Linked DNA regions of Homo sapiens: region 1 is linked to region 2. Evidence: chromatin contacts called from ENCODE Hi-C or POLR2A ChIA-PET data. All regions are on one chromosome and are shown on one strand. The core of a region is the stretch at or near the end of the contact, and the rest is flanking DNA. Distances in the headings are between cores, read along the strand shown.

Region 1 (6,645 bases), core at 1,465-3,964, 36 kb before region 2:
TTTGGAGATGGAAGGCTGGTCTTGCCATGCCCACCCTTCCTGGGAGGGCAGCGTCTGCTGTGGTGGTCAGGGCCCTGGGCTCTGAGACAGGGCTGCCTGCCTTTGAGTCTGAGTCCTCCACAGCTCTGTGACTTCAGGCAAGCAATATTACCTCTTTGAGCCTAAGGTACTCATCTGTAATGGGGTTATAAGAGCATTTGTCCCATTGGGCTAATGCAAGAAGTGAATAAGATAATGATTATAAAATACTTAGCCAGGACCTGGCATAGAAAAGCACTCAAACATAATGAACGTTTGGCTCCAACCTCCCTGTGCTCTAGGGATGCTGTCTTGGCCACCACACCTGGTCTTTTCTCCTGGTTATTCCTGTGCACAGAGCCACGTGCTCATGCACTCCCTGGTAGCACTCAGCAAGATGACCACCTTACATTTATTTGTGTGTTTGTCTAGTGCCTTTGTCTGTTTAGTGTCGCTATAACAAAATATCGGAGGCTGGATAATTTATAAAGAAAACAAGTTTACTTGGCTAATGATTCTGGTGGCTGGGAAGTCCAAGAGCATGGCACTGGTATATACTCCACTTCCAGTGAGGGCCTCATGCTGGGTCACAAGGTGGTGGAGAAGCAGAAAGGTAAGAAGGCATGTGCAAAAAGACATGCATGAGAGTCTGCGCTCACTTAAAAAAAACCCTCTTTTTTGGGAACTAATTCATTCCCACAAGAGTCAGAATTCCCTCCTGAGAGACGGCATTAATCTATTCATGACAGTGGTGTCCCATGACCCAGATACCTCCCACTAGGGCCCCTCTCCCAACACTGCCATATTGGGGATCAGATTTCAACATGAGTTTCAGAAGGGACACACTCAAACCATAGCATGTGGTTAAAGTCATCCTCTCCAGGAGCTCCAAAAGGGCTGAGCTGGGTTCCTGCTTTGCTCACCATTTTCTCCTGGCCTCTGGCCTCAGCTGGCACATAGTGGGTGTACAACAAGCATTTCTCAAATTGAATCAACCAACGCAGGTAAAACAGTAGTTTCTTCCTTCCCTTCTCCTTCCCTCCTTCTTTCCTCTTTTTCTGACCCCACCCCCAGCCCACTCTCAGGGCTGATCCTCATGCTGGGCCTGTGCTGGGCTCACCACCCTCTCTTGGTGCAACGAAGCTGAAAGCCAGAACCTACAAGAGAAGTGAAATGGCCAAGACAGGTCTGAGGCCCCCCCTGAGACTGTGTGCTATGGTTACTGTCTGCCAAATCACTGGTGCTTCTTTATTTAACTGATGGCTGCTGTCACTTTTCACACCTCTGCGCACACTTGAGAAATTACCCTTTTCTTTCTTTTTTTTTAATCCCAAAGCTCATTATTATTTTTTATTACTTTTAAGATCTCATTCTTTGTTTTAAGCCTCCTAAATGAACCTGCCAATTTATATTCCGCTATAATGGCAGAATTTTCTAATTTGTTTGTCATTGTTGAACTTTAGCCTGCTAGATTTTATCAGAAGGTAGCAGTTTGTCTGGAGAAACTTTGAAATTGTCAAAGAATTTGTTCCTTCTTGTGAGTCCTGCCAAATAAAACAAATGCAGGAAAACCTGGCTGCCTCTTAGAGAGCCCTAAACATCCCACTGCTATCTGAAAGATTGATATTCATCCTCTGAAATAAAGTCGTTTCTTTCCCATTATCTTCAGGAGCTTCAGCTAAGGATGCTAATATGGAAAACAAGGAGAGGTAAGCGGTTTGATTTTCCCCCCTTTCTCTCTTCAGGAAATTGCTTTCTTATGCAAGAGAAATGCAAGTTCACCCACAGTGGATCAGTCATATGATAAGAAATCTGTTTGCAAGACAGGGAAGCTCATTTCCCTGTTGAGAAGCTGCATTTGTTTGAGGGAGACAAGGAGAGAGAAAGCATTTTTGCTGGGCACAGGGAAGGGATTAAGGCATCATGACAAGCACATTGCTTAGAAATGAGCCCAATTAAAAAAACATGAACCCATCTGACCCTCATGTGAAAACCCAGGGCTGTCACCGTCCACTCCTTGATTTGAGAGACCAGCACAATTATTCTGGAGATCATTAAGATTCTGGGGGAATGAGTTTTCTGGTTTTGCTTGTGATTTCCATTTTTCTCATTACTGACAGAAGCTGCATTTATGGATCTTTCTGTTTAAAACAGGAGCTTCTCGGGCTGGTTTTATTTTGAATCGGCCTCCCCAAAAGGCATAATGTCAAAAGCTTAAATGGGCTCATCTGGGCTGAATGTGTGAGAACCCCGGCCCCTCCCACCCCCACCAACTTTTTTTTAAAATTTTTTTTTTTCTTGCCTTTGGAGATGGGATTCACGGGCGTGGGCAGGCAATTAGATTTTAAAGCGGGAGAACTCCGTTGCACTTGCCAGGAACTGCTGAAGCAAGCAGGAGAGCCCGTGGGCTTTGAATCCTGGCACGGAGGCAGGCGCTCCCGGCCCAGCTCTCGTAGGATGGGTGAGAGGAGTGTGTTTGTCTTTGTTCTGAAAAGGGAAATTTAATTTCATTCCCTGAGCACTATCTGCATGGCGATTCCATAGCTAGGCGATACTGGCTTTCAAAAGCCTGGGCCATTGCCTAGTTTGGGAAATGTCAAGAGTTGGCATGGTCCAGCAGAGGGTCAGCTTCCAGTGGCAGGCCAGTGCCCAGGCTTCATGCTCAGCCTTCATCTGTGGCCCCGTTCCCAGGAGGGCTGCTATCTCTCTAAAGATCGAAGGACTTTGTGTCCCCAAGCCAGCCTTCTCACATGCTGCCGGCTGAGTCACGAGGTTGGGGGCTGACGTCTGATTTCAAAGCCACTGAGAAAGAAATGCCAACACTCGTTCAAGAAGCTGGCTGGTGCTGTGCCTAGAACTCTGGACTGGAAGCCGCCTGGAGATGGATCCGGACTTGGAGGAGCCCGTTTATGGGACCCCAGACCATGCTGCTGCTCTCACGGAGCTTATCTTCTCACAGCGGCGGGTGGTAGGGGAAGTACATGATGAAATGAACAGAAAGATATTGGGTAATGATAAGGGATGTGATGAAAATGAGACTGAGTGATGTGAGAGATCAGAGGGCTTCTCGGAGGAGGTGACATTTGAGGTGAGACCTGATGAGAAAGAGCCAGCCATGCAGAAATCTGAGGGAAGAGCATCCCACACAGAGAGAACAGCAACTACAACCCCACTGAGCAGAAAGCCAGCTTGGCATGTCTTTGGAACAGTGAGGAAGCCAAAGTGGTTCCAGCGTGATGAGCGAGGGGGAGAAGATGCCATGAGATGAAGTCAGAGTGATAGGCACTATCGTAGGAAGGAGTTTGACTGAGATGCTAAATATTTTGCAGAATTTTTGGAAGCAGGGGAGAGACAGCTGACCTGATTTGTATTTTAAGAGGATCACTCTGCTTTGTGCATGGAGAATCCATTGAAGGGAGCACAAGACAGGAAGCAGGGTTGATCATCAGAGCTACTGTGGCAAATGGGCAAATGAAGCCATTTTTATCTTCCTGTGACAAGGCAACTTGTCACCAAAGGGACAGGACATCCTTCTTCAAGTCAACATTTCTAGGGTTTTGCTTATTCTGAATATGGTGGAGGCTATGGTGGTTTACTTGAAGGTATGGTTTACTAACCAGATCCCAGAAACTCACCTGTGTGTAAGAGTCTGATTTCTCGAGCATTCGCAGCCCTGCAATAGCAAGTCAGTGAGAATGGCCTTGAGCACAGCGTCTAATCAGAGCAGGCCCCCACTGGAGTACCAAAAAGGCTGTGAGGGGCACCTGTGACAGTTTGTGGTGAACAACTGTGCAGCAAGACAAAGTAATACAATCCACGTCCGATTTTTAAGATGCATTCCAGACCAAAGGTCAGGTGCCTCGCTGTCTATAGAAATCAACATACAGCTAATATGTTACATATTGATGTCCTATGTATTTCGTAGCAGTCCAAAGTGATCAGTAGCTACATAGTATAAAAGGGAGACAAGTTGTGCCCATTTTATTGCACGTGGTGTTGTATACTATACAAACTTCTTAAATTCTTTCTGATTTCTAATCTTTTACAAGCTGAAAAAAATTAAAATATCAACAAGGTTAAATATGAGAAGAAGCAAAAAAATGCAGAAAAATTTATTTGAGAAGATTTGACAGTTCTTTCAATTGTTATGCTGGCAGGGGCAGGAGGATGCAGAGAAAAAGTCTAAAGAAGAATAAAAGAGCGTTGACTGAGGAGCAGGAGAGTTTGCAGAAAAGACTAGATGAGAATGAAGACTAAGTGACTTCGAGGGGCTTGGGGAGGGGCTGCTTGAAGATGTCAATGTGGGAGATGCTTCCTGTTGGTGAGAACCAGCAGAGGTGTGAGACCCTCACTGTGCCCAGTGCCAAGCCCCCACATTGGAAAAACAATAGAAGGAATGCAAAAAGGATCCACAGTCCTGGGAGACCGAGCTAACAGGCCCTGTTTCATCTTGGACCATGTGATGCGGAGGTTCCTGTTTCAGGTGCTGACTTCCTAATGAGGCCCTGCGTGGAGAGGTGGCCCCGGGATGCTATCTATCACACAGTGATAAACAAGGCAGCGACTGTTTCCTGTCCTTTTCTGCGACTGAATCCAGTCTCATCCGTCCTCCTAGGTGACGACCCATAGTCAACATCCTGCTTTTCCCATTCACGGCTGAAGGATAATGATGCCGGTTTTCATTGTGCTTTCGGACCTTGGGACATGAAGGGATAGGCTTTCTTTCCTGCCAGAGATAGGGAAAGGGTGGATGGGAGGGCTTTCCAACAAATGCTTCACCTTCCTCCAGTTGCATAGGAGTGGGGAGAGCCGAGGGAAATGCAGAGAGGCAGCCCTGGGGCTCCTGAAACCAGGCCAAGAGGTGCATTCAATCAAGGACTGACATTTGCCCATTGACCTCTTATCGGAGTTGCTAAGTCACTGGGGCCTTTGTGCTGCAGAATTGGAAAGGAAGGGTTCACCCAGCCCGGCCAATCCTGTGCCAGCTCTCTGCCCAGGAGCTGGCCATTAGCATTTACCTGACATCTGACTGATATCTTCATTTCACTTTGGTAAACAGGCCACCTCAAGGCCAAGGTGACAGTGACCTCTGGCGCTGCACACCGCACAGGATTCTCCCTGGGGACCCTGGCGAAGCACTTTCGCATCGGCAAGAGCTCCTATTTCCCCTCCCCACCCTCTGATTAGTGCTGACGATAAATAAATAACCATCCAACAGAATAGACAGCGGGCAGGCAAGCTGGACAGAGAAAGAGAAGTGTGGAAGGGCATGAGGGAGGGTTGGGAGAGGCAGAGGGGGAGTCGGACTTAGAAGGTTGCCTCTGCTGCTCTCCCACTAAGAACAATGCAGCTGCCCAGGAAACACACCCGAGCTATGAATAGGCTCAAGCACACAGGGCGAAGCTGTCGCATTTCTGCCGTTTAGAAAGGATCTCTAGTGTGAAGTTGCTTGGAGGCTCTGATTTTGCAAACCCAATTAAATATAGATTTCTTTGGGGTGACGGTTGGGAAGGGTGTGGGTGGAATGTATGTCTGTGCTGCAATGCAATTTAATCCTGAAAGTTTCAGCAAACCTATTCACACACTCCATAAACATTTCTGAGCACCTGCTGTGTGCCAAGTGCAAGGCACATCCAGCTGAAGCACACTTTGCCCCCCAAAAACCCATGGTCCAATGGAGTTGCAATGGCTACTACCTACCAGGGTCAGGCAGGCAACATGAATGAATGAATTAGGGAGGGTGTGGGACATTAGGGAGCGGTGGGGACTGTGAGAACGAAGTGCATGTGTCCTCTGTACAGGGACTGGGGAGCTATTCAGTCTCAGTTGACTGTCCTGTATTGTGCCTTATGATTTTTAAGGGGAAGCCATATGTTTGGAATTGCTTGTGTGTGTGTGTGTGTGTGTGTGTGTGTGTGCGCGTGTGGTTTTTATTTCTATTTTTTTTTTCTTTAAACACTGTGTGGGCCAAACAAACCATGTCTGTAGGCCTATTGGGACCAGAGAGGATCTTCTAATAACATATAATAAGAGTGACATAGAAGGCATCCCAGGGGCTAATGGAAGCCCTAAGTGGGGCATTTAACCCAGCCAAGGGTGGAGTTGGGAGTATCTTCCCAGTGCAGGTGAACTGAATCTTGGATAATGTTAGCCTAAATCATGGCCTGGTAAATCATGAATGATGGTGTAAATGATTGGAAGAGCCATTCCAGGCAGAGTAGTAATTTAGCTGGGCACTTTGCACATGCCTGCCCAGCTAAAGACTACATCTCTCAGCCACCCTGGAAACCAAGCATGGCCACCTGACTCATGGTATCTGTCTCAGTCCTTAAAGGGAAGGAGGGTTCCATTTGTCTGCACACCCCCGCCCCCCTTCCTTCTGGCTAGCAGGCGTGGTTGTCGCCAGCATAGATTGTGGAGCTGGCAACTCGACTTCTTTGGCTTCAATTTCTGTAAAATTAGGATATTATCTACTCTGAGAGATTTTGAGGGTTAAAGGCTTGATACTTATAAAGTATTGAGAACAGTGCCTGGCACATACATGGGCTGCCAAGGCATCATCTCATCAATAATTTTCTGTGGACGGTATTCTTTCGCAGCACTCTGGGGAAGGCAGAGCAACAAGAG
Region 2 (6,644 bases), core at 3,382-5,881:
TTTATTTGCTCCTACACTGATTGATTGATTGACTTTTGAGACAGGGGCTTGCTCTGTCACTAAGACTAGAGTGCAGTGGTGTGATCATGCCCACTGAACTCCTGGCCTCAAGCCATCCTCCAACCTCAGCCTCCCAAAGTGCTGGGATTACAGGCGGGAGCCGCTGTGTCTGATCACACCTAGTTTTCTTTTAGATGCAAATATCCAAAACACTTGCAGAGTTAGCTGAAATTGGTTAGGTGTTCTCTCACCCATCTTATTCTATCACTTGCTCTATAGCCCTTTCTTAGCACCTAGGAGCAGCCTGGACTTCAGCTCAGCCCAGCTCAGGGTAACAGTGTCCCACAGCGTTAGTGATGTCCAGACGAATGAGGCTTTTACTCTACTTCCTAGGCTGGTGCCCCCAGCGTCTAGACTGCATCAAGATCACAGGTTCCTCTCTCTCCTGAAGGACTGTCTGCCACGGGGGACTCCCTGCCATTGTCCCACACATGCTATCAAGGCAGAGGGTGACGAGCCCAGAACCCAATCCCCAGTTGACACTCTGTCCATGAATTTAAGTCCCCCAAAGAATGCCCCTAATGTCCACTAGAGCCCTCTACACGACCCTGTCAGCAGTGATGGATATTACATTTGTGTGTCTAGTTGGAGTTCCAATTCTGCCCCTGCAATGTATTAGTTGTGTGACATGAGCATGTGACATAAACTTTTTGAGCCTTGGTTGACCCTTCTGGAAAGCGAAGACTCTGTTATCTTGCTCACCATGTGGCAGTGAGTTCACGTGAGATGGTGCAGTGTTTCCAAACTTTTCTAGCCCATGTCCCTTTTGCTAAACACAGACATCTCTGCCTTCCTTGTGGAAGACTCCACCTTTCTATACCGCCCCACTGATAAGTATTTCATGCACATTTACCAGCCAAGAACACTTTGTCCAACTTTCCCACAATTTGTATTATGAAATGAAAGGGTTTTTTTTGTCTTCCAAAAATATGAAATTATGTTTTGATGCTGGCTCTGTTGTTCCGAGCTATACCCTTTTGCTTCCCCTCGCCTTCCTTATCTTAGTTCTAGTATACCCCCAGAAGATCACCCCCACATCACAAATGGAACAGGTGGGCAGTGCCCGGTGATGAGCTGCAGGTGACAGGCACTCACGAAACAGTGGGTCCCCACACCCTGCAGAGGAAAGGAGACCTGCAGGCAGACCCTGCAGCCATGGCCAGATGAAGGTCAATCCAAGTCTGGTTTCGAGTAGCACCTCTGCAGACCCGCAAGTGTAGATAAGTTCCTTAATATCATCTCATAGCTCTCTTCACTTTTTAAAAAAGTAGACCTTATTTTTTAGAGCAGTTTTAGGTTTGCAGAAAATACAGAAACTTTCAGTATATCCCCTCCGCCCACTATCCCAGTTGTCTGCCCCATTGCTAACCTCTTGCATTGGTGTGGTACATTTGTTACAATGGGTGAACCCATATTGATACACTATTATTAGCTCCAGTTCATAGTTTACTTTAGGCTTCCTTCTCTGTGTTAGACAGTTCTACGGGTTTTGGCAAATGCGTTGTCTCCACACCCATCATTACGGTACCATACAGAATTGTTTTTCTGCCTTAAAATTGCCCCTTGCTCCGGCTACGCATCACCCCCCTCCTTCTACCCTGGGCCCAGTTTTCTTCACTTTTTCTTCAGTGCATTTATTGCAGTTGTAAAGATCGAATTTGGAATTACTTGATTAAAATCGGCCTTCCCCACGGGACCGTAAGCAGCTTCACGAGGGCAACCGCTACGTCGGGCTTTGCCACACTGTGTCTCCTGGGCTTTCTCACAGTGCATGGCATATGTTAGTGTAAACAGTTGAACAAATGAATGAATGAATGAATGAGTGAATGAGAAGTGAAGTAGAGGCAATGAAGGAGGCTGGAGGAAGGAGGTGTCAGGGCAAGAAGAGGAAGCCTCACCCAAATCAACATTGCCCATCCCAGGAGCCTCCCTTTGAGGACAATGAAATGGCAAAGCAAAACTGTTCTGGAACCAAATGGCTGATAACCCACGCTGGGGTTATCCTGGCGGTGAGTGTAGCCCCTCCTTGCCCCATCAGGGGTGACAAGGACAGGAGCAGGGAATTGATGTCACCAGAGCCAGGCCCTGAAATGGCCTGACAAGGGCTCAATCCGTCACTGTCTTAACCGTCGTGACTTTCGGAGTCACCTCCAGATTTTTTGGCCCAGTAAATGATTAAGCAGTTAAATAAAGACAGGCTCATTAAGGAAACATGCTTCCCTGCATATCTGCCCCAGTTACTCCTAAATTTAATCTGTCCATGAGCCAATTTCCAGGACAAACGCGCACAGGCTTTTTTTTTTTTTTTTTTTTTTTAAATCTCCAGAGCCTTAACTTTGAAGGTATTCATTGGCCAAGGCTTATCCTGATGCCGGTCTCCCCCATCCTGTCTCCTCTGAGACTCAATGGAGGGGTTCCTTCCCCACACCCAGACAATCCCGTGGGGCCGCTGGAGAAGGGGCAGGGCACTCGTGGGGCCCATTTGCCAGCAGGCAGGGCCGGGCCCATGAAAGCACCCTTTCTTCTCTGTCACACGGCTGCTCCCAGCCACGGGGGGCTCTGGGGTATAATCGGATTGAGTTTCCTTGGCCAACAGGTTGGCTTTGTTCTCTTGTCCAGATTTTCATCCACTTGGCTCCCCAAGTTGCTGCTCGACCGCTCTCTGACCTGGATTCACTGAGGACACATCAGGCCTTTGCCACGGGCTCCATGGAGTGGCCGGAGCCCAGGGCTGGGTGAGTGTGGGGTGGGTCTGAAGGGGAGGACGTGCATCTAGAGGCCAGGCCAGCCCCTGCAGGATTTTCTGATGTCAAATCGCCTGTCCTGTGCCCGAGCCCTATCGCCTTAGCAGAATGAGGACACGTGCCTCCCCTGGGCCTCCCCACCGTGGCCTGAGTGAGTGTCTCTCCGGCTGCAGTGTTTGCAGTCAGCAGGTCAAGAGGGGACCCTCCTGCCCTGCTCCCATGGGGCTGCTGCTCCTTCTAGCAGTCCCAGCTTAACACCCACACTTCTTATACTGGTCCCAGGGCCCTCTATGGGTTAGGGTGTAGAAGGAGGTTGTGTTGGTTAAAAACACCAGGTGGAAATCTCTTTTCTCTGAATGCTGATGGAGTGCTGTTAGGGAGACAGTTCTTTTCAGTCTAGTTGGATCCTGGGTGAAGACTCAGGCCTCGCTCAAGAAGGGAGACCACCCATATGTGCTGTCACGTGTTTCCAGGGAGGAGGCTGGAAGTCCAAGATCAAGGTCCTAGTAGGTTTGGCCTCTGGTGAGGGCTCTCTTCATGGCCAGGAGCTTCTCCCACTCCTGGGCACAGATGGGCCCTGTTAGACTGTTGCCTTGCTCCCAATCAATCATGCCCCCTCCCACTGCCTCTGGGGTTGTGTCTGTGATGTCCTCTTCCTGGGGACAAATGCAGCTTCAGCTGCTATAGGCTGGGACTGTGGCCCTCCCTGCACCAGTCCCAGGGCCCAGCTTCCCCAGGCCACTAGCGTTGCTCCAGGAACAGTGTCCAAGTCAGTCCCGACTGCTAATAGAATCCCACGGACTGAGTGGCTTCAGGAACAGGAATTTATTTCTCACAGTTCTGGAAGTCCAAGATCAGGGTGCTGGCAGATTTGGCTCCTGGTAAGGGCTCTCTTCAGGCTTGCAGACAGCTGCCTTCTTGCTGTAACCTCACATGGTGGAGAGAAAACTCTGGTGTCTCTTCCTTTTCTTATAACGGCACTAATTCCATCATGGATCCCCCCACCCTCATGACCTCATTGAAACCTAATGACCTTTCAGAGGCCCCACTTCCTAATACTGTCACACTGGGGGTAGGGCTTCCACATACCAATTTGGAGACACACAAACATTTAGTCCATAAAAAATGGGCAGGTGGCCCAGACTAAGCTAATCACATCCTTTCCTGGGCCTGTCAGGAACCTTCTCTGGCTTTTGGTTTGTTTGTATTTTAAAATAGAAATAGGCAGATCTGTGAGAAGGTGAGGTGAGAGTTGCAGGCAGCCACCTACCTGCCCAGGGGAGGAGGCCCTTTTGCAATAGGAAAGAATGAAAACAGCACAAAGAGAGACGTGGAGGAGGAAGACGGAGAAGGAGGGGCGCTTTCGCCTCCCTGGACCCAGTGGGCCCTGAGATCTGCTTCTAACCTGTCTTTTCTCTATTGATTTTTGTCAGCTAATAAGTCTTTCTTTCTACATATATTCATTGAAGTTCCATTTGTTTTCCTTGCCAGTAAAAGAATGCTGACAACCTCAGGATTGGGCAAGGAGCTAGTCCTTTTCCCCTCTTGAGAGATGGGGTAGCAGAGTAGTAGGAGCAGAGCGGCCAGGCTGTCTGGATTTGAAGTTGTACGTGTTGGTCTGGGCAAAATTTTCAACTTCCTGCGCCTCAGTTTCTTATCTGTAAAGTGGGGTTAATAATAGTGCCCACCTCGTGCAGTCAGGGATGAGGATTAAGTGAGTTATATGTGTAAGGTGCTTTGCACACTGCCTGGTGTGCAGTCAGCTCAGCATCTGTGAGCTGATTTCCATCTCCCTTGGGTCTTGTGGCCTGTGAACACAGCCTTACTTGGCGCAAGTGCTGAAGGAAATGGAACGCACCCTGAGTGAGACAGCAGTACTCTCTTGTGACCCAGTTAGTAGCCAGCTGGCAGATTTCTGGTATTGCTCACTGCTGAGGGGCCGCTGGGTGCCTGATGAGTCCTGGGAAATGCCTGGGGCAGGGTGGCTGGCCTGGGCCTGTCTGCCCTGGGTTGCCCCTCCCAGAGCTCTCAGCATGGCAGCACTAAGGCCAGCTGGACCCTACTTGGGAGGATAGAGAAGTGGAAAGAACCCTGGGCCTGCAACCCAGCAGTTGTACACCGTGGTTTCCTAGAGGAACTCATGCACATGTGTCCTGGAGACCTGCAAGAGGACAGCACCATGGAGATGACCAGCAACTAATACCACCCAAAGGTCCACCAACAGGAGAATGGATACCCCAGCAGGGGTGCATGCATGCAACGGAACACACCACGTACTGGTGAGAGTGAATCAATGTCGGTCACACGCATCAACGCCGATGAGGCTGAGACTCGTAATATCAAATTTAGAATTGCAAGTAGCAGAAGGATCAAAGTTATATTTGTAATAAAGCTTAAACACAAGCAAATCGAGCACTGTATTGTTTAGGCACACATTCACATTTGGTAAAGACATAAAGCAAAGCAAGGGAACGAGACAAAAATGAAATCCCAGAGTAATCAGGTGGTCAGGTCTTGGGGGGTGGCGTGGAGTTGGGGAAGGGCATCAGAGTGGATCTCACCTCAGCTCCGACTGCTTTGGGAAGTTCTAGTTCTGACATGGAGTGGTGGGTTCACAGCTGTTTGATTGCTTGTTATGCTTTATAACAATATAAACTGCATATGTTCAGTTGAAATATTTCATAATAAAGGTTTTTTAAAAAAGAACATTGGGCTCATCTTTCCCATCAGATACAGGCATTTTTGTTTTGAATTTCTATTTCCTTTTTTTAATGAGCAAGGATCGTTTGCCTCTGAAAATATAAATTAAAAAAAAAAATAAGGCTGGGCACAGTGGCTCACGCCTGTCATCCTAGTACTTTGGGAGGCCGAGGTGGGTGGATCACTTGAAGTCAGGAGTTCGAGACCAGCCTGGGCAACATGGTGAAACCCCATCTCTACCAAAAATATAAAAAATTAGCCAGGCGTGGAGGCGTGCGTCTGTAATCCCAGCTACTTGGGAGGCTGAGGCAGGAGAATCGCTTGAACCCGGGGGGCAGAGGTTGCACGAGCCGACATTGTGTCACTGCACTCCAGCCTGGGTGACAGAGCGAGACTCCATCTCAAAAATAAATAAATTATTTAAATATTTTTTTAGAAAAAGCACTGGATTTGCAGTTGGGAGCACAAGACTTGGGGTTGCCCCTTCCCACAACCACTGTCATTGCTGGGACCTCTGCAGCCATCTCCTCCCGGCCTCCATCCTCACCCACTCCATTTCAGTCTCTGTTTGGCCCCCAGCTGAGTTATCTTTGTAACCATAAATGGCATTCGCTCATTTTACTGCTTCCTGAAGTCCAAGCCTGTTCTTTTCAACCATGTTTCTCCCTGTTCCTCTTCACCATTTGTATGTAGCCAGATGTAGAGTTCATGGAACCAAAAACCTGCCTTCTGCTTCTGTGTCTTTGCTCAAGCTGTACCTGGGAAAATAAGTCATCAGGTCTGAGCACCAGCGTCTGGGTCTCAGTGCTCAGCATGCAAAAGAGACTGGGTTTAGGCTCTGTCACTCACCATGAATTCTACACGGAATGACTTTTCTGTCCCTAAGTGATCCTTCCAGGCTCATTTCAGGCAACACCTCTTCCAGGAAGCCTTCCCTGATATCCAGCCTTTATTCTCACAGCTCCTCTGGTAATCCCTATCAAAGTACCCTGAGATTTCCACAGTACTTTGGAATTTTCTGTGTATGTGCCTCCTCCACTAGACTACCTACTCCCCAAAGGCAAAAACTGGGTCTTATTTTGTTTGTCTCAATAGCAACTGTACCAGCCGTGGCATGGTGGCACTCAAATGGTAACGCCC

What was found. A loop is a pair of places that touch in the nucleus more often than their neighbours do. ChIA-PET counts read pairs that join two places held with the same protein, here RNA polymerase II (POLR2A). Pooled maps may share reads with other maps.
Region 1: a loop to region 2 is called in a map of gastrocnemius medialis, with 4 times the contacts of the local background. The contact joins two enhancer-like sites. A Hi-C loop is called at or near these places in 2 of 168 maps with a recorded cell type or tissue (gastrocnemius medialis and psoas muscle) and 1 of 50 pooled maps. POLR2A ChIA-PET finds 5 or more read pairs at or near these places in 4 of 52 experiments (HepG2, OCI-LY7, Panc1 and 1 more).

What each region holds. Positions count from the first base shown.
Region 1 is chr5:173,668,542-173,675,186 of GRCh38, forward strand. No RefSeq gene overlaps it. Among named protein-coding and RNA genes, the nearest start is that of LINC01942, 18 kb to the right of the region's middle. RefSeq lists an enhancer at 1,462-2,058. Within about 2 kb of position 2,715, at least 17 of the 41 ENCODE cell types and tissues checked have a DNase peak (open chromatin) inside an H3K27ac peak, as active enhancers do; they include gastrocnemius medialis and psoas muscle, where a contact is called at or near this core.
Region 2 is chr5:173,702,911-173,709,554 of GRCh38, forward strand. It overlaps LINC01484 (long intergenic non-protein coding RNA 1484), which reads right to left. Exons shown (of 3, transcript NR_108027.1): 3 at 4,689-4,965. It overlaps LOC107984118 (a long non-coding RNA gene), which reads right to left. Exons shown (of 2, transcript XR_007059059.1): 2 at 5,163-6,644. LINC01942 (long intergenic non-protein coding RNA 1942) reads left to right here. Exons shown (of 3, transcript NR_146727.1): 3 at 2,680-2,939. Among named protein-coding and RNA genes, the nearest start is that of LINC01942, 17 kb to the left of the region's middle. RefSeq lists an enhancer at 4,315-4,815. Within about 2 kb of position 4,632, at least 11 of the 41 ENCODE cell types and tissues checked have a DNase peak (open chromatin) inside an H3K27ac peak, as active enhancers do; they include gastrocnemius medialis and psoas muscle, where a contact is called at or near this core.